5 separate regions of the Mus musculus genome follow, and regions 1, 2, 4 and 5 are each linked to region 3. The links are chromatin loops, found by intact Hi-C in ENCODE. Cell type or tissue: left cerebral cortex. All regions are shown on one strand.

Region 1 (5,000 bases), 100 kb after region 3:
ACACTGAGAGAAACCGTAAAGGAACATATACATGTAAACGCGTGTGTACCAAATATGAAGAGAGTCCCCTTTTTTCTCTTCCTTTTTTTTTAAAAAGAGAACTCACTCATTTCCCCTCCTTTCATTATGTAGAAATTTGTTCAGGGTTAGTTTTTGGTTGCTGGAGGATTTCATTAACGAAATGAAGTAAAAATAATCAATTTCAGATGTTCCCAGTGTTTGTGGTAATGGTTTCTCTAACAATTCTGATTAGCTGTGTGAGATGGAATTTTTCTTCCAAATTACTGCATGTTGACATTAAATATTGGCTAACATTGTATGTGTCCGTGCCTGAGTGTGTGTGTGTGTGTGTGTGTGTGTGTGTGTGTGTGTGTGTGTGTGTGTGCGCATGTGCCTGGGTGTGTGTCCGTGTGTGTCCCTGTGTGTGTCCGTGTGTGTGCGTGTGTGTCCGTGTGTGTGCGTGTGTGTGTGTGTGTGTGTGTATGCGCCTGTGTGTGCCCACTTCTCTGCAGGTATCTGAGCCTGCATGAAGCTGAGCAGGAGGCATACATTATCCCCACACTTTTCACCCTGCCTCTTCATTTTCCTTGTGGTAACCCCTTCTCTCCACGAGCTGTTGGCCGTGCTTCCCTCGGTCTCTAAGTCTAGGCCATTTCTGGGAACATGTGTAGAAGACTGATTTTTTTTTTAATTGGTGGGGGGAGGGTAGGCAAAGCTGGCTGACTACCTTCAAATCAATAGGAGACTGTGCCACTTGAAGTCAGTTCCTGTGACAGTGGGGTGGCTTGCTTATTGGTGTCTGTTACCCTGACTTCTCTGCCAGCCCATGGGAAAGTGCCTGCCTGCTTGCCTGTGTACCCCCATCACTGCTCAGTCTCCCTGGTCTCCCCTTGAGCTTTGAAAGGAGAAATAAATTAAATTGAAAAGTTTGTAGTGGGTTTGCCATCATTCACTTGTTTCTTTTGACTTATTTTCCATACATTTTGGATTTCCCCCTCCCCTCCCTTCCTCTCCCCTGTCCCCTGTGACATGCTATCCTCAGCCCCAATGTCCATCTGCAAGTACAGTCACAGCCATTGATTTCCTGCAGCGTGAGTGTGACTCTACACAGATACCCACGGATGTAAACATACCAGAGAGGGTCACTGTGTGTATTTTATTTGTACCGGTCCTCTTTGATAAGCTGTCATCTACGGGCACTGCTCAGGGATTTGATCCTAGTAATCTTCAGGCCCTTTGGAAGACATTAAACAATCTCCCAGACCCTCTGCTCTGCCTCTGTCTCTGAACCTTTTACTCTCCTTTAATGAGAATTTCTCCTAATTATTTCAGTGTCTGCAGCAGAGGGACTGCAGTGTACTTAGATCTTGATACTGGGACGTGAGTGTTATGCTGATAGAGGCAAGAGATCAATAATTTAGGCCCTGCTTTAATGGCAAAGCTGAGAATTTTAGTGTCTGTATTGAGGTTTAGTCTTCGTTCTAAGGTATTAGGAATTTCTGTCGGATTTTCTCTCCTTTCTTCTTGAACCGTGGTCATTCTACATGCTTTTCTTGCTTAAACGTGTTTATGAAAAGGTCTTTGCCTCCACGGCTCAAACCTAGGTCTGACACACTCTTGACTGTGCAGGGCTATGTTTGTGCATCTCCTGTGAAGTGTGGTCACTCATGTGTATGCACATGTCAGTGCTTGGAGATTTCTGTAGTCACTCTTTACTGGGAGCGGCCTTAGTCATATCATCTTTGGCCTTGGGACTGCCCCTAATTCTTCCTTTTGGAACTCAGCTGGTAAATCTGCAGCCACTTCAGAGACAAGGGTAAAATGTCACCCCTTTCTTCCTGTCGTTTATCATTTTCCCCTCTTTTTTTTCCCTCTTCGTTCTTTTGTCCTTCTGTCTGTCACAATGCAACCGTTGTTATCAGTCCCCCAAAGTCAGCACTGGATCCTTGGCCTCACGCAGGAGTGGGTGGGCACGCGCATAGGGCTTATCCGGAGCCCTTCTTGGAGGGATTACAGTAAACCCTGTGAGCACCAGCCAGCATTGCATGTGTCCTACTCAGACAGGACGGGGTCTATGATGTGTTTCAGAATAAGCTTAAAAAGAAAAAGAAAAGAAAGGAAAAGGAAACAAAGAAACATTGCCCAGAGACTGGGTGTCTTCAAAGAGTTAGCCTTGGAATGTTGGAACAGTGTTGGGCTGCAGGGAATAATCATGGCTGTCCTTCAGAGGCTAGGGGGAAGCTGAAAGCACCCAGGTTCCCCAGTCTAGAGTCTCCATTTCTCCCCATTTTTCTCAGATCAACCTCTGCCTTCTTTTTCTTTTTTTTTTCCTTTTTTTTTTTTGAGAGATAGTGATATTATAAAGTTTCTTTATACATGCAACTATGACTCTGCTTGTATTTTTATATCATAAAATCAGTAAAGAAAACTTTATTTTCCTGTGTAAATCTCCAAACTGGGAGGAACTTGCCCAGTGAGTCATTCCTTACAGATATCAGCATGTACCACATTGAGCCACTAGGGGGCAGAGCAGCAGGATTATGGTTTGCATGGACCAGTGGGGAGACCTGTGGATCCCCAAAACCCAGTGTTATTTGTTTTTCATTGTAGGGGAACACAGAGGGTCCCTGGGAGTAGCTTCCAGTGTTTTACATGGTAGGGAAAAGAAATGGAATATGCTGGACACAAGACACAAGTTTGTGTAGTTCCAAATATGACTCCGTTTCCCCATCGAGTTGACTTTCTCTCGTGGCTAAGGGTTTGTTTGTCCCCTTATGCAACAGTCGTTTTCATGTCTCTGCCTCAAGTGTTCATTCTAACTTCATAGGAGATGGCATTGCTTGTGTTTTGAGGAAAGTGATTCCTGTACCTGCATTGTCTGGCACCAAGTCTGGCTACGTCGGAGGCATGATTTACAGGAACAAGGTGGAGGGAGGTTAATTGGCACCAGGCTAAAGAGCTGTGGCATCTTTGGTCTGTCCTGTAGTTCTACTCAAGAGTTTAGGTGTCCCTGTCATTTTCTTTGGTTCTCTACGCCAAGGTCACCATTCCATTGCTAGTTTGGAAAGTCAAACCCAGTTGTTGGTAATTTTCACCAACGCCCATTTTCCAGGAAGGGACAGCCTAGGGATCCACGTTGAAAGCGAAGAGGCATGGAAGCCTTGGGAAAACTAAATGGCAGAGAAATCAATTCCAGACCACTAAGTACCATGAAGAACTTGTTGCCAAATAATAAACAGGCAGCCATTTTTACAGATCCTACCACAGCTGGCCAGCCATGCAGTTTGCCATATTATCTTCAGAAGGGCAAAAACCACAGCCAATAAGAGAACAATGGAGAAAAACTTCCCAATCTCGGTCTGCTTGGTCCTGGAAGTGAAGCGGCCTGGCCTCATGGAGACAGAGAGATAATAGATTGGAAATTGTTTAGAAAAGGGACCACAGTCCATCCCACAAGAAAGGATCCTTAACTTGACAGAATGATGCTATGATTTCACGGTACCAATGTAAACGGCCCTTCCTTTAGCGTAGGGATTTATAGTTTACCAAATACTTCTATGTGTATATACCTAAGCAACTGTCAAAGCAACCCTGTGGGAGTCGCAAGAGAAATGTATTTCATCTCATTGAAGGTAGGGAAACTGAGGCTTGGAGTCTAATATAATGTCATTACATTAACCTAATTAACTAACCTATGTAACCTAATGTCAAACAGCTGGTGTGATGGAGCCTTTCCGTCTTCATCCTTGAATGACAAATGGCATCATCAGATCTATGACCTAGGAATTTCACCTGATAGAGTATAAACCCATTTAACCTACAGAAATGGAAGAGAATAAAGCCTTCTGGGCCTAAGATACCAACTCTTCAAATGGAGTATATTGATGTGTTTAAGAGGAAGGCTTCAGGAGTGGGATAGCCCGGTTCAAAAGCCTGCATCCAAACTTGCTAGTTAAGTGATGCTGTTGCTGTTGGGTGCCTTATTCTTTGGCGAACCCAACTTTTTCACTCCCCAGCTATCAAGAATTCCTTTCCTTAAAGTGTAAACCCTGATTCTAAGCACAGGGCTGGGGGGCTGTCTATAAATGGTCAGGCTGTTCACCATGGCGCTTTCAACCCAGAAGCACATAAAATTTGGATGTTTTTATTTTTGCATAGTACAACTGAGACAGCCACCTTTGCGGGAGCTTCTGATCACTCTCGTCCACTTTGATGATTCAGTTTAGATTCTTGCCCTAGTTTCCATTTCTTTCCCAACTGGGAGTAACGCTAAGGTCTCAGCATGACTTACAGCCACATCCTCATGGTTCTGACAGGTCAGGATATCTTCCATGCATAAATTGCTTTAGAATTTACAGAGCGCTTTTATCTATACCACCAGATGATGTGTTGAAGGTGCTGTCTACTCAAAAAAAAAAAAAAAAAAAAGAACTGATTTTTGCCTTCGGCAAGGTTCTGATTTTTTATTTTGTTCTCTCCCCCCCCACCCTCTTTTGTGTATTTGTGTGTGTGTGTGGGGGGGGATGCACACAAGAGGTTAAAGGAAGACATCCATTGTCTTCTTCTGTCATTCTCTGCCTTGTTACCTTGAGTGAGGGTCTCCTACTGAACCAGAAGCTTGTGGTTTTGGCAAGATTGGCTGGTCAAGGAGCTCCTAGGGGGTACATATCTCTACCTTTTAATGTTGGGGTTATAGGCCCTTGTGGCCATGTCTGGCTTTTATGTGGGTGCAAGATGTTGGAACCCAGGTCCCTACACTTGCACAGCAAATACTCTTACCTACAGAGCTTACTCCCCAGTCCCAAGTTCCCAGTTTTTAAATACTAAAATCCATAAACCATAGATAATATTCAATGAAGTTGCTAATGGCATGGCATGCCTTAAAAGGTGCAGTGATGCTTCAGAAACTGGAGCAGTGGCTTACAAAGCAGGATAGATAACTAGGGTTGGTTTCATAGGGAGGTGGCTGGTGGAGGGTAAGGATGAGCAGGGTCAGGTAA
Region 2 (5,000 bases), 250 kb before region 3:
ATCACCATTTGCCTAAGGCAGTAATAGTCTTGACACAACTCTTTCCTAATCACTGAATAGTACCCAAAACTTTTTAAAGAGAGATGGGATGTGAAAATAAAAAGATTTTGAGAGGCAGCTATAAATTATACTGTACGCTGGAAGTGAGGCAAGAGCAATAATTCCCAGCCATTGGAGAATTAATAATAGTCCTCTCTGTTCCTGCCTTAAGACTTCTCTACACATGAGACCAGGGGGACATCAATTAGTGAAAATGTAATGCTAAGTAAAGTAAGGAAAATTTCATGTCCCCTTTTCTATTTGAGAGCCAAATAATTATATCTAAGTCACTTAATCTTAACAGTTTCCTATAAACTCTTTACATGAATGCTATAATATTCATCTGGCCTCCCAAACCTGTTGTAAAACTCAAAATAATCAATGTGTGAAAAATAAAATCTTAGAATAGACTGTGCATGTGGCCACGGTTAAACCCAATGACTCATGAAGCTAAAAATAGAATAAAATAAAACCCGAAGCTAAAAATATAAAATAGAAAGATAGAGACTTGCAGGTAGAAGGAAGTGGGTGGGGAGATAAGGTACTCAGAATGTATTGCTTACATTTGTGAATTTATCAGAAATAATAAATTAATTTCATTTTTATATGTTCACAATAACCACTTAAACATTATAATCAAGCTCATATGAAACTGAGTTTGGGGCCTATCAGTAACAATATTAGCGGAATGGTATTTCTGATTAATATGGGAAACTGAAAATACAGAGATGTATGCTAAAGAACTATAATAACCCAGGTAAGAATTTCGAGAGTCTTAACACTCATGGTGCAGCTTGGTCCAATCTTACCAATGAAGTCTTCCTTTGGTATGTTAGTAGCTGGATATTCTATCAGAGTAATTACCTCCAGAATTCATCAAAATGTAATGTGGGCTTTGCCTATCCAAGAAATGTGAGCATTACATCTACTGGCTAGAGCAAAATTTCACACCTAAAATGGCTAAAAAGCATCCCCTCCAAAACACAAAGTAGATAGATGGACTTCTCAGGACTGCACAGTCTCCTAACTGCTTCTTTAAGACTTTACATCCATGCACCCAAACACAAATGCCTGGTATCTTTGTGGCTGTATTGTCAGACTAGTGAGGGCATGGGTAGTACACAAAGCTCATTGTATGTAAAATGATGGGAATTAAGTTGACCTAGAAAATTGTAATGCACATGTTTCAGAGTCAGAACATTGAGGTGGGGATAGGAAACAAGAGCTACAAAGGATGGGTAGAGTACAACAAATAGGAAACATAGACCAGACCCTTGGATTATGGATCTTGTAATGCCCACACCATTTTATTCTAGGGTTTCTTGCAGAATTCCTTCATTCCTTCCTCCCTATCTTCCTTCCTTCCTCCCTATCTTCCTTCTTTCCTTCCTTCTTTCCTTCCTTCCTTCCTTCCTTCCTTCCTTCCTTCCTTCCTTCCTTCCTGCCTGCCTGCCTGCCTGCCTGCCTGCTTTCCTTCTTTTCTTCCCTCCATTTCTCCTTTCTTCTTTTCCTCCTTTCCCCCTTCCTTCTTCCTTCCTTCCTTATTCTTCCTTCCTTCCTTTTTTCCTCCCTCCCTTTTCTCCTTGTTCAAAGGGTAAGAGAGACTTCTGTATTTAATGTGGGGAATACAGGAGTCACTTAAGTACTGTAGTCAGATTGATTTTTGTCTAGCTCTGTGGATCTTCCACTGCAAAGTGGGTTGTTGCAAGTTACTTGCTGTGATTAGATTCTCTACCAAATGCAAAACCAAAGCCTCCTCTATTATCAAGAAGTCGCTTCTCTCAATGGTATTTCTCTAATGATCACATATTGTTTCCCAGGAAGTGCTCCTCAATTATTTAGGAGGAACAGCCTGTCACCCCGCGCACTAAGACGTGACTATGCACATCCAATCCCTAAGACGCACTTGATCTCATTCTTTCAGCATTGGTAAGGAAATCAACGGCAAAGGTTTTCTTTATGTTTTTATGTTAATTTGGAAGGTTTGCTTGCTTGCTTATTCATTCATTCATCCATTCATTCATTCATTCATTTATTTTTGTAAAGAGAAAATAATGAAGAGTATATCCTAAGGAGAAAATACAAATTACAGATATTTCACTGTGTCCCCTGTCCTGGGCTTGGATTGTAACCATGGTCCATACAGACACAGAGATAAATTATACATTTCAAAATAATTAGTTGTAGGCATTTTTTAAAGAAAAATAATGATCTAACCTCTCTAGTCAGGATGGTAGCTTTGAGAGAGAGAGAGAGAGAGAGAGAGAGAGAGAGAGAGAGAGAGAGAGAGAGAGAGAGAGAGAGAAGAAATTTCCCGAGTGGAAATAGTAACAGGAGAATGAAAAGCAAGGAGGGGGAGGCAGGAACATGCATGAGGAGTGAAGATGGAAGGAATGGAAGGGAGGGGAAAGGAAGACACTGGGAGGTGAGGGAGGGGTAAGCAGAGAGGCAAACAGGGAAGAGATTGCAGGTAAAAATAAAACAGAAAAGGCCCAGGTGGGATTCATGCAAACTGTTCTCATCAACACTGCTACTCCTCCTGTCACGGCAACTGTCAAACAGGCTCCGCTCGTAATGAAAGGAAAAATATTTTATTCAGATTTATTAATTTGAAAATGAAGCCCGCCTGTCGAGAGGGGGACAGTTCTTCTCAATCTGTCATCGTTGAACCACACGCTCCTGACACCGGGATTCATTTGTCTTGTCGGCTCTGACAGTTGGATTCTCCCAGAGCTCTTCCTAGCGGATCGCCCTGGGATTTTAAACCGGATGAAACACATTCCGACAAGGAACAGCCTCTTTATTAATGCAAATTACATGAGGAGGAGAGAAAAAAAAGAGAGAAAGAGAGAGACGCCGGCAGCCGCTGTGGCGTTCTTATCCCTGTATCAGTCATCCGTTATTTACATTTATACACATTTTTCAGTTTTAATAAAAGGAGACCCGGATTTTCAGTGACATTTATGGACAGTTTGTTTCAAAAAAAATGATGCCATCACTGTAATTGTATGCAAAAGAAAGCTGCGCCGCGCTCCTCTCTGTTTGTGCGGTGTCCAGGGAGCCTGGCCGCGCCTCCTTGATGCACACAGGGTACAGCTTGGGGACCACCTGACCGCTGGCATCCCAGCACCCTGGGGACTGTCAGAGCCTTACCACCGCCCTACTTCCAGCATCCACCTGCACCAGGGACCACCTGGGCTGCCTGGAGAAACTCGGTAGTCTCAACTTGGGACCATGCAGGTCTTTATTTTTCTTTTTAATGCCAAGTCAGGAGCGACATTACCAGCTACTTCTCAGGGCACAATTAACCCTCAGACCCAAGCATCACAGATTCCCACCAAAAGTGGATCGGACCAGAAAAATGCTTGCATTTAATTTTTTTAATTAGAAGAAATAATGATGATGTATATTTAATTATCAAGCAAGACTGAATTCCGTTTGTCTTTTTTGTCAATGCTGTAACTAAAACAAAATGTTTATTAATTTTCAGTGGAGAAAGGGTCCATTGACATCAAAGGGAGTACCCACAAAGGTGATAAGGCGGGATGTACAGGTGGGAGGTTTAGGAGTGGATGCCCTGTCCGTGTTCCTGCATGGATGGAATCTTAAAAGTAGTCAAGCTGTGGGTATCACTTTTCTAATTGGTTCCAACATCGTGCAGAAATGAGGAAAAATGAGCTGCTCCGAGGAGCCTACAGGAAAAGCTCTAGCCAGCCCTGGGGCTCTGAGAAGGGAGATTCGGATTCCATCTGTTGCTGTTGCTGTTGATGACGCAGCTACGGCCATGTTAGATTGGGAGCTCAGTGACTCCCTCCCCAGACATCAGTAGGCCTGGTAGATTCCTTTTATCCCAGCTCACTCGCTCTTGCACCATAATCTCACAGATTTCTGGAGGGAATGACAAACGAATGTGACTTCCTGAGACCCGCTTGCAATCTTCTCGCAGTACCTGTGCACCAGTCTCACCCTGCCGCAGGAAAAGCAGCATCTACCCTCGTCTCTGTTCAGAACAGCTTTGGGGCAGAGATGGGGCCTGAAGTACCGCTCATCTCTCCATCTCTATTTCCTACCCTGGAAAATGTAATCATTAGACCTGACCAGCGATGCTGAGAGTGTAGCCAACAGATCAGCTGACTGAATTCTTGGGCCTCAATTCTGCCCTGGGACTCAGAAACTCGGGGAAAAGAAACTGACAGTCTCCACTTTGGAAAGGCTCTTCGGATGCTACTGACATTTCAGAACATCTAGACAAGCCCTGCACTCCTCCATAGCTCCATCCATGATTGTGTTTTCCTCTCTGCCACAATTTAAAGGCTTGTCCGGTACCTCATCTGCAGGTTCAATCAACTGCAGAGGAGAAAAAAAAAAATCTTTGAAAGATAATTACATCTGTACTGAGCAAATACTGACTTTTTTTTCTCATTATTATTCTCTCAACAATACAGTCTAACAACTATTTACATAGCATTTACATTGTATTAGGTATTATAAGGAATCTAGAGATGATTTATACTCTATGGGAGAATTGGGTACGTTATATGCAAATACTGAGCCATTTTATATAGATACCAGAGCACCTGAGCTTGTGTGTATCTGGGGTAAGAGGTCATTCTGGTATCAGTCCACTGCTGATTCAAAGAGCATGTTTTAGAAGTAAAAATCATAGATGCATTTTATTAGTTTCTATGAGCTAAGACTTTATCACACACACACACACACACACACACACACACACACACACACACACACACACACACACACACACATTCTTTATTCTAAACACAGTAAACTAGAAAACAAGATTCACCTGGCAAGGGTCACCCAGGGCTATCACTTTTCAATGCCCTGTGGGTAGGTAGTGCAGATTTTTTTTTAAGTCTAATTGCCTATCTAAACATGATAGGCTTATATTCCTAAAGGAGAGCCTTAAAACGGGCAACTTCTTTCATTCTCCCTAAAAA
Region 3 (5,000 bases):
AATGCAAGCGCTACCAGGGAAGTCCATGGCTGCTTTCTCTAAAGGGAAACAGCTTTGACAGCCGCTTTCAAGCAGTATGTTGTCTTTAAATCTGGCCCCAACTCTTTTTGAAATTGGGGCTAAGGCAGAGGTTTGGACGGGAAATTTATAGAATGATATGCCTTTGGGGGAAAAATACAAATGTAAAAATCCATTTCCTGAAGAAATAGATTTTTGTCTACAATGACTGACCCCCATCTCTCACCCCTGCTGTTGGGCAGGGGAGTAAGAGCTAAGCTGTTGTTTCCTTTCTTTTTTGGCCACTTTGTTCTTTGTATTTACACAGAGTCACCAACTTGAGGTTCTCAAAAGAGTGTCTTGGAATACCTTTGTGGAATGTCCAATTCAATATTAGGTGAACGGGCTTTTGAATGGCCTCTGGTTTTTCTAGCAGGGACCGACCCTCTTTAGATTTAGGGCACTATGTTATCCAGAGATCATTCCCTCTCTTGTTTTGCTACTTTCTGAGCCTCATATCATAGACTAACACACTTATAACACATCCCAGGAGGGCATTTAAATTTTAAAGCAACAATTAAAAAATCGCAGTCATCAATCAGAGGTGTTCTTAAACAACAGATGTGCGGAGAAAGGCCACTTAGCAACTGTCCTCTTGTTTCTTTATCTTGGTCCTTAATTTTCCAAAGTGGGTTAAATCGCTCCCTTGTAAGAAGAAAGGGTGGGGAAGGCGATCTAACGCCAGGGCATAAAGAGGGACTGGGGGGGTGCATGCAGACAGGGAGCGGCTGCTGGTCTCTGACTTTCTCGCCCACTTTAAAGCCGGGCAAAGTACCTGCCATCCCGTATATTTATTTATTTTTTACAACAAGGTGTATAACAGTCAATAATTCATATCTAAACCATATAAGCAAGGGCATGACATAAATGAAAGTGACAATAGATATGATTGCATGCTCGGTTGATATACATTGATAGTTACACATGGGAAGGGGGGAGGCTGCGGAAGGTGGCTTTCCTTACGTCTCTCCTTTTAAAGGTCTCTCTAAATGTCTCTCTGGATTTCTCTGTTAAGAAAAAAAAGAATCTTTTCAAGGGGTCACTGTTGATTGAATATGCAATTACTCAGGTCTTTCAAATGTCTGTGAAATTAGTAAATAGTTCCTTTGTTGGATGGTGCTTGTAGGGGATGGAACACGCAGACAAAGCACCTGAGACAGGCTTCCCAGACCTCTGAATCATCCAGGTGCCTGTGCCAGGACCTAACCTTATTGCAGAGCTGATAATTGCGTCGTTTTAGCCATGAGAGGCGCCTTTTGAGAGATGTATTGATTGTGCATACCGATATCAAAGGAGCTCTTCCTCAGTGTGCCTCTTAGGTTTTTCTTGTTATTTTGTCTTGTTATTTTCTTTCTTTCCTTCTTTCTATTAGCTCAGAGAAGGAAGCCGGGGGCTCGTGTGCCTATGTGTCTCCTTCTCTCCTAATTTTCCTTCTCGTTTGAAGTCTTCTGTGGTTATTCACTTTGAATGGCGGGTTTTGTTTCTCATCAAGTTGGAGTTTTGTTTTGTTTTCTAATCTCGGTTCATGAAATGTAGAGTCACAATAAGAAGGAATCGGAACTAAAGGGACAGAAGGAGAGTTTCTCTTTAAAGATACTGTATTCTGTATTTTTATTGGGAAGGGTACCACTGAGGTCACCGACTTGTACATCATGGCCCAAGTGTTCAATTCTCATCTCCTAATTAAAACCTGCTGAGGTAGTGTAGATCAAAGTGGGTGGCTGTGAAAAGAGGTCCGATTCAGGTGCGCAGTGAAGACTTCGCCCATGATTAATATTGGCTACGGTGCCGGGGGTGGGGTGGAAGTGGGGAGAAATTGTCGAATTGGCCAAAATGATGTTCTTATGGTTGGAAGATATTAATCTGTTTGTTGGTTGTTGTTGTTGTTTTTTTAAATTATTGTCAATATGAATATGGTTGGAGTCTTAAAAATAATATTATTTGAAGTTTTATGTGTTATTGATACAGGATGCCTTAAAGGATAGCTTATGAAGTAATGTAATTAGTGATGGTTCCTGTGTGAAGAGGGGTACAAAACAAGATTCTATGGAGAGGATTCCTGACTCGGGGGAGCAGGAACTCGCTTTTATTCTTCCAGTTGAGTGTTGGGAGGCTGGAGAGAGGGAACAGACGGAGGTGTCAGTGGTAGAGCAGACAGTACTGTGTTTAAAATCAGCTTTTATTACTAAGAACCGTGTGATTTCTGTGTTCAGGATCTGGGCTGCCTGTGTATCTTCATGCCTTTGATGCCCTGGGGTAATGAATGCAAAGTGTCTGGAAAGTTGCACAAGTCTTTCATTTCAGTGCCCGTTTCTGTCTGTCTGTCTGTCTGTCTGTCTGTCTGTTTCCCTCTCTTTTTCCAAAACTAGTAAAAAAAAAAAGGTGGTCTAAAAGACCAGGTCACATGCTTCTGTGCTGTCCTGGAACTTTTCTTATTGGGACTATCAAGGCCCACAGCACTGAACAAGTGGCCTTGCTGAGGCCATTCAGGGTAGAGCAGATCTGTGTACTCTGGCCAGGAGCTGGGGTGTGTGTGTGTGTGTGTGTGTGTGTGTGTGTGTGTGTGTGTGTGTGTGTGTGGTGTGTTGTGTTGGCTTGCTGCTGCTTTTGTTTCTTGGGTTTTATTGATTTAGTTGGAAGATTGAGGTAAATAGGAAAACTTACAGAGATGCCTGATCAACCTTTTTGGTATTTAAAAAACAAAAACAAAAAACACGTGCATGATACCTAAGGCAGGCTGCACGGACTGAATTATAGTTGATTGATGGGTATTTAAGTCAGAAATTACTTTGGGATTTTTGAAAAGTAGATGAACTTGAGTGTTTTGCTTTTGAGTGTGGGGAAGTGTTTATTTTGATACTTTATGCTTTTAAAATATAAACGCTAAGGTAAAAAATAAAATGCCAACAAAATATTCAGGTTACAGCTTGCGCTCAGCCTCATGCAGACCCTGTTGAGAGCCACGGCAACAAACTTTACAGATGTGCCTTCCAGCTGTATCGTCAGTCTGGGACCATAGCTGCTTTAAATACAGAATTTGGGTCATTTACAATCAAATTTCCTTTTAAAGAACTGTCACTTGTCCTTTTACATGTTAGCGATAGGCTGCATTTTGCCTGTGTCTACGTGGGCTGGAAAATGGGTTTCTTGGGACTGAAGAATAGGAGAAAAAAGTCAAACATGTTGATTTTCTGAAGGAGGAAAAAAGATCTGCAATATTTAATAAATACTTAAAATTTTTCTTTTTAAAAAATGTTTACACTTCTCTGTCCAAAAAAAAAAAAATCATAAGTTTAAAAGTCAGGAAAGGTGAAAAGAGAGCCTTATTTACTAAAGAGAGGAGTCCGAGACACCTGGGAGCAAGCTGCAATTGTGAGTGAATTTGAATTTTAGCACCTAATAGCTTTCTCTGGCACTCCTCAGCTAAGTTTATACCAAGTGTAATCTGCTCTTGAGTTCAATCAAATAATTGGAGGAGGGTTTAAAAACCGATCCCCCCCCTTTTTAATCCTCTTTTGTCTCTCTGTCTGTCTGTATCCAATTAACACCCCCATCGTGGTGCTGCCGATTGGCTTTTTACCCTTCCCCTTATTTCTCTTTTCACTCCCACCCTTCTCCATCCTGCATGCCACTACCACAGCAGTTATAGGATGGGACACTTCCTTCTCTCCCTGCCCCAGGAAGAGCTAGAGAGGTGTGTGTGTGTGTGTGTGTGTGTGTGTGTGTGTGTGTGTGTGTGAGAGAGAGAGAGAGAGAGAGAGAGAGAGAGAGAGAGGACTGACTGTGGAAGGAAGCTGTGTGTGACTTCAAAAGACACAAGTGACCTTGCTCCTTGAGCAGAACTGGACTGAAATAGCTGTAGACAGTCTGGAAAGGCCTCCGACCGGGTCCCTTTCCGAGCTGGGTGGGAGTATTGGAGATGCTAGCCTTCAAGGCCTGGCAACTGCAAAACCTTTTATTAATTTTTGTTTTTTTTGAAAAGACATCTAAGGAGTGGAGAATTTGGTCCTTTCAGGCTGCATGCCAGGGAGAATGGGCTAAGGAGAGGAAGGAGCAGCAACCATCCCTCCCTCACGAGATACTGGCTTTCCAAGTGAGGCACACGTGCTGTAGACCATCAGTGTGACTCTGAGAGAGTGTCGGGCTGTATGTGTGTGTGTGACTCTGAGAGGGTGTCGGGTGGACTGGAGGGAAGTCATGTCTTGTCTCCAGGCATTTCAGTGCCTTTCCATTCCTTGAAAGTGGGTTTCCAGACAGATGAGCTCCCAAGAAGTGTGAAGAGGGGTAGCGTATGATTTGCTCGTAGCGTCTCAAAAGAGATCGAGGGCAATAGTGTGTTATTTGTTTCCTCACCTGGATAGAACTTGAGAGACAGTTTGCGTGGAGACTCTGCAAGAGGCCGTGTGCAAGGGAGAACATTAGACCTAGAAGTGCCTGAGGTGCAGACTAGGGGCTGTGAGTAGTTCCGGAGGGGCTGAGATCAACTGGAGATTCCGGGACTCAGCTCCCAGCCCGGGCTCGGCCTTTTAAAGGCTTTGCCTCTGTGTTCTGTTGATATCCAAAAATGTTCTCTCATTCTTGGCAAAATTACAAAAATACCCCTGAACCAGTAAACAAACCCAAACCTAGATATTGGCCATACGTAAACACAAAATCATGGGAATTTTTAAAGTAGAGCTCTGGCACCTTTAAAAACATTTTATTTTAGTTATACTTATGTATTTATTTGTGAGGGTGCAGGGTGGGGGAGGTGAGGGAGGAGTGCCATGACAGATGTGTGGAGGTTAGAAAACAACTTTCAGGAACTGGTTCTCGCCTTTCAACGATGCAGGCCCTGGGGATCGAACTCAGGTGTCAGGCTCAGCTGCGAGCACCTTTACTGTCAGAGGTATCTCACAGGCCCCTGGCTTCTATTGTGACCTACCTTGGATGTGTGTCCCTTA
Region 4 (5,000 bases), 1.0 Mb before region 3:
CCATTGGAAAACAGATATTTACATTAGGATTCATAATGGTAACAAAATTACAGTTATGAAGTAGCAATGAAATTGTATTAAAGGGGCACAGCATTGGGAAGGTTGAGAACCGCTGCTCTAACATCTTCTTTCTCTCCTTTTCCTACATGTTCTTGTTTACACATGCAGAATTGCTTGCTCCTCCCTAGATAGGCCAACACCTTTGTTATCGTGAGTCTTTTCCCTCCACCAAGAGTGCCCAGTGCTTTCTTTTCCACTCAGTGGGCATGCACTCAGTAAGACACTAGTGTGGTTTTCATTTGCCTGGTCCTCCAGTAAAATTTTTTTTTCTTTTGCTTAGCCTCCAACAAAGCTGACATCCTATGTCTACGAGTTCCCCTGGATTTGACTAAGTTCATAGCTCTTTGCATATTCCTGTCTCAGTCTTCTGTTGAATTTTTCTCCCAGATATTAATTCTGTAGAAAGCCAAGACCACCCTAGAGGCCCCCTAGCAATTAGATTAACACTTGGCAAGTGAATGTTTGTTGATTTATTTGAAAAATGTTGTTTTTCTAAAATCAAAAAGTATATACAGACAGAATGAAAAAATGTTTAAAAAATCCCAAAATCATAGAATGTTTAAAAAGTAGAAACTCCTGACCATCCCTGTCCATTGTAACTGTGTGTTTATAGATGTGTACACACATGTGTGTGTGTGTGTATTTTTTTAAAACAAAAGTGGCTCAAAATACACATTATATTTATTCCCTCAAGTCACCAATGAAGCAGTCATCTTTCCATGTCCATACTTAGAGATGTGCATCATTCTTTATATAGTTTTAAATTTTAAATTAATAAGGCATGAAAAGGGGCTGGGCAGCGGTAGAAGGGACTTTCTCAGCATGTGTGCTCCTGGGTGCCCTGGGCTCAATCCCAACACTGTAGGAATAAGTTGATTCAATTCTCCAGAGTCCAAACTGGTCAAGATATCAAAGGTTGGGAATAGCTGGAGAGACCTCAACAAAGATGAGTCTGGAGTCTGGCAGAGAGAGAGATGGTAGACATTTTGAATTTTGCAGAGGGGAGTAGAAATGGGTGAGGTAGCCTTCATAAGGCAGATGGTCTGTCTTAGAATGTTCCAGAAGGCAGTGAGCTAGAAGGTGCAATAGAACGAGGACTGAAAGGGACATTAAATGCCTGAGAAGTTTGTTTTCACCAGATGCTGATGGTGGTAGTAGGGATGGGTGGCTGGGTGACAATGACTTGGGTACCTGTCTGGTGGCATTTGGGATGCAGTGTGGACCCAGGAGGAAGAGATTGGTGGCTGGAGTCTCTGCTATTTCTCTATAGAAGGGAAGGAAGAGACACTTTTTTTTTGTTGTTGTTGGACACCAACTTGGATATCTCCCATGACTACGTTGATGGCTCCTTCCACCAGCCAAATGAGAAGGTCACTGTCAGCCATGATGTGACAACACAATGGAATCTCAGATCACTGTGCATGTGGCCTGATGCCAGTGGGTTTCAATTTGAGGTTGCATCTGGTTATTTGAAGCTAGGATTTCTTTTCCCCAATAGGGACAGCTGTGTAAAAGGGAGGAGAGAGGGAGGCATTGGTAAGGAAGTGGCTGAGATGTGTGGTAAACGTCTAACTAGAAGCCTGGAAAGGGAGACCAGAGTAGACTCTGCTTCTGGAGAGATTCATGGTGGGAACTCAATGAACTCTGCCTTTAATGGTCTCCTATTAGCCTTTTATCACTTGGCCTGGCACTTGTGAGATCAATTTTGAATTTAGATTTATTGAGGAAATTGACAGAATATGTCATAATATAGGCTTCAAAAATATTTACGCTACAAAGTATCCTGAAGTCTCTCTCTCTCTGCATACATACATACATACATATATATATATACATATATAAATATATATATATATACACACACACAGACACACACATACACTCAATTTTATAAATGAAACTTCCCATGACACAGCAGTCCATTGGCAAGTGTGTTCAGCTAAAGGCATCCTCACAGTCACTGGAGTAAACCTGCCTTGGGGAAAGGATGATGGATACTCAGTCTGAAGAGGAAATGCATGGGATCGTCCTCCTTCCAGGCCATCTAAAGCTCGAGGGTCACTTCCGCCGAAACTTCTTTTGTTTGACTTCACCTGCATGTGAGCCTCGTGCCTCTAGAGGGCACTGTTTACTTTGGAATGAAGTTCCTAAGTTTCAATCGCCTTTCCCTCTGGGATCTACTGTTTTTGCTGTATAGTAGTCATACTTTGTTTTCTCTCAGGAGGGTTTTTCTCCCTTTTGTGCCTGTGTATTTGTGTGGCTTGTGCGTATGTGTGTCCTTTAAAAGTGAATGCAGTACTTCTGAACATGGCAGATAATTACTCTGACCAGAGCCTGTCATTGTCTAGGCAGGCCTTTTGAAAGCTCTTCCTCCCAGTCCCCACCCCTTATATTCTCTCACCACCCTTTAGTCTGACCCATGATGCACCTCCCCCAACCCCAATTATTTCAGTCTGGGGGTCACCGTCACAGCTCAGCCAATGCATCTCAATCCTGCCTCACAGCCGCCTGGCCTAGTCCAGCCCGGGGCTCCCACTCAGGGCAACTGAGGCTTGATTTATGACACCCCTTTCCTCTGGTCCTGGACTCTCCTGGGGCGAAACTGCTGATCATGCCACATTTTCAAATTGGTTCTGCACTGCAAACCAATGTCATGAGGGACATAATTGGGTCCTGAAGCCCATTTTCGACAGTGACCTCCCTCGTTCTGGAGCTGACCTCTGCTCTCTGGACATGAAGACAACCTGATTGTCCTTTTTTAGGTTGCAACGGGGAGAGGGGGTGGTATATGGGTGCTGCTTCTCTGTTGCCTCTGCCTGAGATGATCTGTTGTCTTTCTGTCTGTCTGTCTGTCTGTCTGTCTGTCTCTTTCTCTCTCAAGTCATTACGTGCAGTGATACACAGTACTGGGCATTCTAGCACTTGGCATGAGGGTGCCCCGGCACATTCCTCTTCTCTTTCCACTTGCCAGAAAGGCCACACTGCGTTTGCACACATGGGGAACGGGAAAATGAGTGTCAATAAATGGTGGGAAGAGACTTGGTCCATGATGGATGTGGGTGTTGAGGAGCAGGGAGGGGTACTTTTTGGTGAGGCAAAGGGAGCTAGTGTAGTGTCTCAAGGAGGACAGAGAGCAATGGCCACCTTTCCAGGAGTGGGCCTCCTAATTGGGAGGGTATCCTCTGGGTACCTCATTGTGGAAGCGACAGACTTGGTTTCTGTGACCTCTTGAATGCTACCCCACCCCCTCTCTTTCCATCTTCAGTGCTCTCCTTTTCCTGATATCTTGGTCCATTTTATCGGGAAGACATCCCATCAGCATATGATGCTGCTGTTTAGAAGGAACAAGAGATACTGGACAGGGGAACGCCTGGGGCTCATCCTATGGCAGAAGTGATGTGACAACTGAACCTATCATCTAGCTGGGTTTTTTTTTTTATTATTATTACTTGCTCTGGGAACAACTTATAGTGCATTATTGTGTTTGTTTGTGAGGGTAGTGTTGATAATATAATGACAATGTTTCATAAATATGAAAATTAATTAACAGAGCAGCTATTCTTCTACCTATAGAGTTATTGAATGGCAGAACAATTTAATAGGAACTCTCAGCCTCCCATATCACATTTAACTTTATATTTTAAAACTTGTGTGACTTATTGATTATATATATACATATATATGTGTGTGTGTGTGTATCCAGTATTTTATGTATATTCTTAAAATTCTTTACAGTAACTCTGCCATGTATCTAACACTCCCATTTATATAGACCAAGATCTAGTCTGTATAATATCTAAAGCTGGCAAAGTGATTGACTTGAAAGAACAATGTCCTAACTTTGGTCCACCAGAACACAGGTTGAAATGGCCTGGGCATAATTGCTTAGTTGTGACAGTCTATTGCCAGGGAGAGAAAGACAGATATTTCCCATGCCTATGGGGGAGATTATGCCACCACCCCCCCACACACATAGAAGTAGATAGCACTTGAGAAAGGACAGCTGAGTCTGTCTTATGGCCTCCAAATGTACATGCATGCATACATGTACACGTGTATGCAACTAAATGCAACTGTACATACTCACACCAACATTAAAGGGCTTTATATGAATAAGCTAGGTGTTTTAGGTTTCAGAGTTTAAGTTAGTTACATTTATTATGGGGTCCTCAGAGGTGCCAACCATATCCTAGGATATTTAGAGCTTAAACTGAATGCCTGGGGGGAAAGCTGCATTTACCCAAAAGCATTACTCTGTAGTAGTAGACTGGCAGAAATAACAAGGGGGAAGTTATAGGAAATTAACACCTGGAGGATTCTTTCTTCTTCTTCTTCTTCTTCTTCTTCTTCTTCTTCTTCTTCTTCTTCTTCTTCTTCTTCTTCTTCTTCTTCTTCTTCTTCTTTTTTTGAGAAAAGATTTGAGCCTGTAGCTCTTGATGATCTGACCCTTTGTAGCACATGTTACCCCACGCTCATGAAAATCCTCCTGCCTCAGCCTCCCAAATACTGAGGCTACAGGGATGAGCTACCTGGCTTTGGGAGGTATTTTGAGAAGTATTGTATCCATATCTTAGACAGCTGTCCACTCAGCAATGCTCTGTAGGGGGAACACAGGGTACTAGAGAACACACAGGACACAGACAAGAGCTGGGACCCAGCCAGGCTCCTATCACTTTCTATCGGTAGGCATGTTTTATGAGCAATTTAACCACACGTGAGCTTTGTTTTCTTATTTGTAAAATAGAAATGCTGGCTCTGCCTGTCTCGCAGGAGGTCTAAATAGTGAGGACCACAGAAACCATTTATGATTACTGTTGATCATCTGGGAGGTGGGACCCAGAGCTAAAAGGAAGAGGCCAGTGTACTTCTCTATGCAACGTCCTGGGAGTTGGAGGGGAGACGAGTGAGGAGCGGGCTTTAGAGGTAGATGGGGCATCAGT
Region 5 (5,000 bases), 49 kb after region 3:
CGGTTCCTTTAAATATAGCAATATAGTCAGTCCTGGTACACAGACTGATAATCCTTGCTACTTGGGAAGCGGAGGCAGGGGGATTGTTGAATTCAAGGACTACCTGAGTTACAGAGCAAAGGCTAGTCTAAGCAGCTCAGTTAAGATCTTGTCTCAAAATACCAAATTGAAAGAAGACTAAGAGTGGAGGTCAGTGGGAGAAATCTTTGGGAAGCATGCGGAAGGCCCTGAAATCCAGGTCCCAGCCCTCCCCCCAAATAAGTAACTAACTACATACATGAATAAGTAAACAGGTCAATAAATGGGTAATTATGAGTGTTATTGGTTCTTATCCTGGGATAGGCACAGTGCTAAGTTCATTGGCAAACATCGTTTCCTTGCATCCTCATCAAAACCTTTGAGGAATGGGGTATCTTTATTGTTATTGATAGAGTTTTGAGACTGAGATTCAAGTAGGTAATCTGTTAAATTCGAGACTGTATAGCTGTTAAAAGATGAACTTGGAACTTGATCTCTTGGAGGCCGGATCCCAAGGCCTTGATTATAAAACCTCCCAAGAGTCCAGCTTTCCTGATAGGATAAAATAGTTTACCTTCATTAATTTTTTTTTGTGACTTCTTCAACATATGAGGTAGAGCCCACTGGTTCTGTGTTGGTGATGATATAGTTCCAGTTCCCTTTGTGATGGTGACTAAGGCTCTTTTCTTCGGCTCCTAAGCTCACTTGGGTAGAGCTAATGAGAACGAGGTGATGAGGTCCAGCCCCCATTGGCGTCTGTTCACTGGACTGAGATTCAAGGCCACGAAATTAACCTTTCACCTTAGCCAGCTGCCTCTCAAACACGTGCTGCTGCTAATCAGAGAGAATAAGGAGGGTATTGTAGCTAAAATGCTATAGCCCCCCAAGACCTTGACCAGCGGTTCAATGACATTAACTTTCCAAATCAAAACTAGTCATTATTGCCATTCAAATAAATAACTTTAAATGCCATCTACTTGGTGTGTGTGTGTTTGTGTGTGTGTGTTTATTTGTTTGTGTGAAAGGAGAGAGCATTGTCAAGTGAGTTTGTAAGTTCGACTTTTCTTTACCACAAGCCTTTTCTGAGTGTTAATATAATGTCTGTTGTATATCTGCTAGAAGGGTGTGTATAGTGTAGTAGCGTTTTTCAGAATTAATTTGACCCGAGGACCATCTTCCTTCACTACAACCCTTAGAAACATACTTTAAAAACCGGTGATCATGATGCATCCCTTTAATCCGAGAGCTCAGGAGGCAGAGAGCTCTGTGAGTTCAAGGCCATCCAGGTCTACAGAGTGAGTTCCAGAACAGCCAGGGATTTGCAGAGAGATCCTATTTCTAAAAGCCAAGGAAAGGACAGGACAGGACAGGACAGGACAGGACAGGACAGGAATGGAGCATACTGTATTTAGTGTGCCATTATACCTCAGTACTGATTCCAAGAGCTCCAGACTTTTCCACGATACCCAATCCAAGGATGCCCAAATTCTTTTTTACATAATGGCATAAGTATTTGCATATCACCATATGATCACTCATATATTTTAAATAATCTCAATCTGAATTTTATTATGCAAAAAAACCCAATGGTGATGTTCTGCATATTAATAGCTATTTAGAAAGCAATGACAAGCAAACAAACAACAACAGCAAAAGCCCCAAACTATATTTGGCAGCCATGATTTTCATTCTACACTGGATAATTCAGTCCCAAATCTGCAAATGTGGATGCGCAACTGTATTTGCTTTGTTCTAGTCTCATTGACTATCTGTGGTAGAGGTGTCTTTCACACTGGGGGAAAGTTATAAAGTTCAAATTTCTGTTATGTGTGTGTATCTTCTTCCTACAGCTTCTATCTTTACCACCTACGTGCTTCGTCATCTCTTGTTTAATTTTTTCTTTTTTTGTCTGCCCTAAGTTTTAGGCAGAATCCTATGGCTGGCCACAGTACACTTGCCAAGATTCTAAGATAAAGATACTTGCAGGGACTAGAACCCAGGTCTCCAAGCTCGGGCCCATTTCTCTTTCTGGCAGCCTTTGCTGCCTCCCAGTGGACAGAGCCCTTTCTGGGAGCAGGAATCTTGATTTGATTGTTCTCTGGAAGCCCTGTGCTAGGTGAGCTGTAATCACTTCCTGTCGTTGCTGTCCATTTATAAAGTGACCTTGTCTTAACTCTTTGAGAAAGATTAAACACCCCTCCCCCATAAATAGAGTCGAGCACATTATTAACCAACATTTAAAAGCACTACTTATGGGTTCTAAGAACAGACTGTAAAGTTGACTGTTCTAGAGACAGTAATCCCGTTGCTGGCAGGAGAAACCCTACGGGCTGAGTAGGTTCATGTGCTTCAACCTTGAAAAGAACTGTGTCCGGCCTTACCGCCTTACTGCGCATTTTTTCCCTCTCTCGTTTCTCTTTCGTTCTATAGGTCTAGTGCCGAATCTGATGATCTTATAATTTGGAAAAAGAAATGTAAGAGTGGGAGATAAATCTTCACTTTCTCTTTTCTCAAAAAAATTATACCCAAGTGAACAATCTTTACGCTCTCTCCTGCAGTACTACTTAGATGCTGCTCCAAAGAACAGTAGGGCTGCCAAATTCAGCTGGGGTTTTTAACTAAGCTCTGCTTCGGTGATCCTCTCCGTTGCCTGAAGAATTCATTATAAGGAAATAAACACATTAACAACTCTTTGGTCTTTTACATCTCTAATATTTATAAAGTGCCGAAGTCTGCTGAGGAGAGAGCAGGTGGTTCCCACCCGTCAGCTGAATAGGTGTTTGGTTATGTTACAAAACGAGGTGCCCCGATTAGCCTTGACTATAGATTGTATTGTCCTTCATCCATATCGAAAGCTACCTAGTTATGAATATTGAATGGCCTGGCTTTTAACACAAGGCACTTACCTTTTAATTGGCCATTGGTTTGTCTTTAGCTCCTAGATATCTCCACTGAGATTCAGATGGAGAGGTACCGAGCAGGATGGAGGGTAGGTAAAGGGTAAAATGACCAGGCATAATTAAATGGAAGCTGGCTAAGTTAGGGGTAGGCCAGAGCTAGAGAAAGAGGTGGATCCCTGGCACTCTGCATAGCTTTTGGTCTTACCGCCAGACTGTGCTTGGTACTGACCTCCCCCCAAAGCACGTTTTAACTCTCTCCCTGGCTTCGTACATATGCACACGTGTTGACTTCTAGCGGCCCAATCACCATCATGACTCCCGTGTTCCCAAACCCAGAGCCAAACAGCAGGCGGGGGCTTGGGGCTCTCACTGCACAAACTTGGCAGGGAGAAAACGACTGTTAAGTGAGAGCTAATTGGAAGCTGCCTGAACTGTACTCTCTCAGAGCTATTTACAATATCTTTTGGGCAGCAGCTTACTGGTTATTCGGCTCTTGGGGGAGTGAGTGTGGAGAATCAGAGGACAGTGTTCCAGGCGACAAGGCGGTGGCAGTTTGTGAGGCTCCTGACACATGGACTGTATTCAGTGTTCATCCTTGGTATGAATTCTCGGCTCTCCCTTTTGTGGAAAGAACAGGTCACTTCCTGTGTATGACACATCCCTTCCTATTCTCATGTAAGCCATGCCCTCCCTCTGGAGAGGCACTTAGGTGCCCATTCTTGGCCCATGTCATTCCTATAAGCAAAAGGACTACTGGAAGCTGTTCTATGGATATGATAGCTGTTCTGTGTTAAAACAAAACCAAACATTCTTACCTGGGATCCCAAAGTAGGGCAAGGGAGTTTTCTCAATTGGAAAAGTCATATTGTTGGGACCTGGGATGCCTCTGTGAGAGCTCTGTAGCACTGGGGCTGTTTGGCTTGTTCTGTGTTCGAATCTTTCCCTCCTACTCCACAGACATTGGTTTTAAGCTTCCCCCCATGCATCCATTTATAAGTGACAAGCCTCTCCCCTTCTTTCTTGAGTCAGGTTCTCACTGTATACCCTTGACTGGCCTGGAACTCATTATGTAGACTAGGCTGGCCTTGAACTCAGAAAGAAATATCCATCATCTCCTGTATTATCTGAGTGCTGGGATTATAGGCAACAATCACCACATGTAGCCAGGTCATTTTATAAAACATACGTGTGTGTGTGTGTGTGTGCGTGTGCAGGTGTGTACATGCCACAGGACATATGGCATATGTGGAGATTCGTAGATAGCCTTTAGAAATCAATTCTCTCCTTCCATAGTGGGATCCAGGAATCAAATACAGATGGTCAGGTTGACATAGCAAGTACTTTGACCCACTGAGCTATTTTCCCACCAGCCTGCAGGTCACTTCAAAATTGTCCTGTTTAGCTGCCGCTCCCAATCCATGAGGTAGACTAAGATCATCTTCTCCATCAGTAATTGCATTCTGGATCATCTCCATCATCCTTCCGTGTGCTGGGTTCAGAGCAGGGCAGGATGAGGGTGGACAGCGGGGAGAGAGCAGTAGGCTCCAAACAAGTAAAGCTGGGCAGGTTGAACCACTACCATGACTCAGAGATGTAGGGCCACTTCTCCTTCTCAGCAAGATGAGAACCAGCCTTACAAAAAACCCAACTTAAATAGAATATCACTATCTGTTTACAGATGTTGAATTTGTGGCCATCGTTACAGGGACACTGTTAAAGTTTACTTTTTGTTTCATTTCTAAAGTCAGAGCTTGTGGAATAAGAAAACGCATTGTTGCCTTAGGCAAACAGCTGCATTGAACTCTTTCTAAAACACCCAGTGTAAAAAGCCACACTGCGCAGACCCACTGTGTTTATTTGAAGAGGGTGTCCCAGAGGTGCTGCTTTGAGGCTATTCTTTGTCAGGGTCGTTCTCCTGAGTTCTGAGTTTTGCATGCTTTCAAACACTAGGGCATTCCATCAATTTACAAGTAACCCTACTAACTAATTAGCCTTTTGTCTGTGTGACTTTGTATCCAGGCATCACTGTGGATTTATATTCATCTCTTCCTCCTGTCCCATTGCCTTGCCTACCAGCTTGAG

The links. Hi-C counts contacts between places; a loop is a spot of excess contacts. Peaks named below come from ENCODE experiments on the same cell type or tissue, not always from the same donor. Only the 100,000 strongest peaks of a DNase experiment are listed, where the experiment ranks them.
Region 1: it touches region 3 in a loop (2.3-fold over the local background); 4 of 42 quality-filtered maps call a loop at or near these places.
Region 2: a loop joins it to region 3, with 3 times the contacts of the local background. A loop is called at or near these places in 5 of 42 quality-filtered maps.
Region 4: a loop joins it to region 3, with 3 times the contacts of the local background. A loop is called at or near these places in 4 of 42 quality-filtered maps.
Region 5: it touches region 3 in a loop (2.8-fold over the local background); 11 of 42 quality-filtered maps call a loop at or near these places.

What each region holds. Positions count from the first base shown.
Region 1 is chr1:168,320,619-168,325,618 of GRCm38, reverse strand. All of the region lies in intron 2 of Pbx1 (pre B cell leukemia homeobox 1), which reads left to right. Among named protein-coding and RNA genes, the nearest start is that of Gm51671, 23 kb to the left of the region's middle. In left cerebral cortex, a CTCF peak has its summit at 2,518 (motif pointing right); a DNase peak (open chromatin) is centred at 2,533; H3K27ac peaks cover 89 bases.
Region 2 is chr1:168,674,711-168,679,710 of GRCm38, reverse strand. It overlaps Gm34320 (a long non-coding RNA gene), which reads left to right. Exons shown (of 5, transcript XR_373691.2): 3 at 1,860-1,968. Among named protein-coding and RNA genes, the nearest start is that of Gm34320, 54 kb to the left of the region's middle. In left cerebral cortex, no CTCF peak of the experiment used is centred here; DNase peaks (open chromatin) are centred at 2,753 and 3,088; H3K4me3 peaks cover 1,086 bases; H3K27ac peaks cover 884 bases.
Region 3 is chr1:168,422,770-168,427,769 of GRCm38, reverse strand. The region is part of intron 2 of Pbx1 (pre B cell leukemia homeobox 1); the gene reads left to right. Among named protein-coding and RNA genes, the nearest start is that of Pbx1, 6.9 kb to the left of the region's middle. In left cerebral cortex, no CTCF peak of the experiment used is centred here; DNase peaks (open chromatin) are centred at 759, 1,270, 2,235, 4,136 and 2 more places; H3K4me3 peaks cover 4,081 bases; H3K27ac peaks cover 4,058 bases.
Region 4 is chr1:169,456,752-169,461,751 of GRCm38, reverse strand. No RefSeq gene overlaps it. Among named protein-coding and RNA genes, the nearest start is that of Gm34535, 3.7 kb to the left of the region's middle. In left cerebral cortex, a CTCF peak has its summit at 2,171 (motif pointing right); DNase peaks (open chromatin) are centred at 2,186 and 2,549.
Region 5 is chr1:168,373,646-168,378,645 of GRCm38, reverse strand. All of the region lies in intron 2 of Pbx1 (pre B cell leukemia homeobox 1), which reads left to right. Gm51671 (a long non-coding RNA gene) reads right to left here. Exons shown (of 2, transcript XR_003948152.1): 2 at 1-5,000. Among named protein-coding and RNA genes, the nearest start is that of Gm51671, 30 kb to the right of the region's middle. In left cerebral cortex, a CTCF peak has its summit at 2,085 (motif pointing left); DNase peaks (open chromatin) are centred at 2,070 and 3,286; H3K27ac peaks cover 1,364 bases.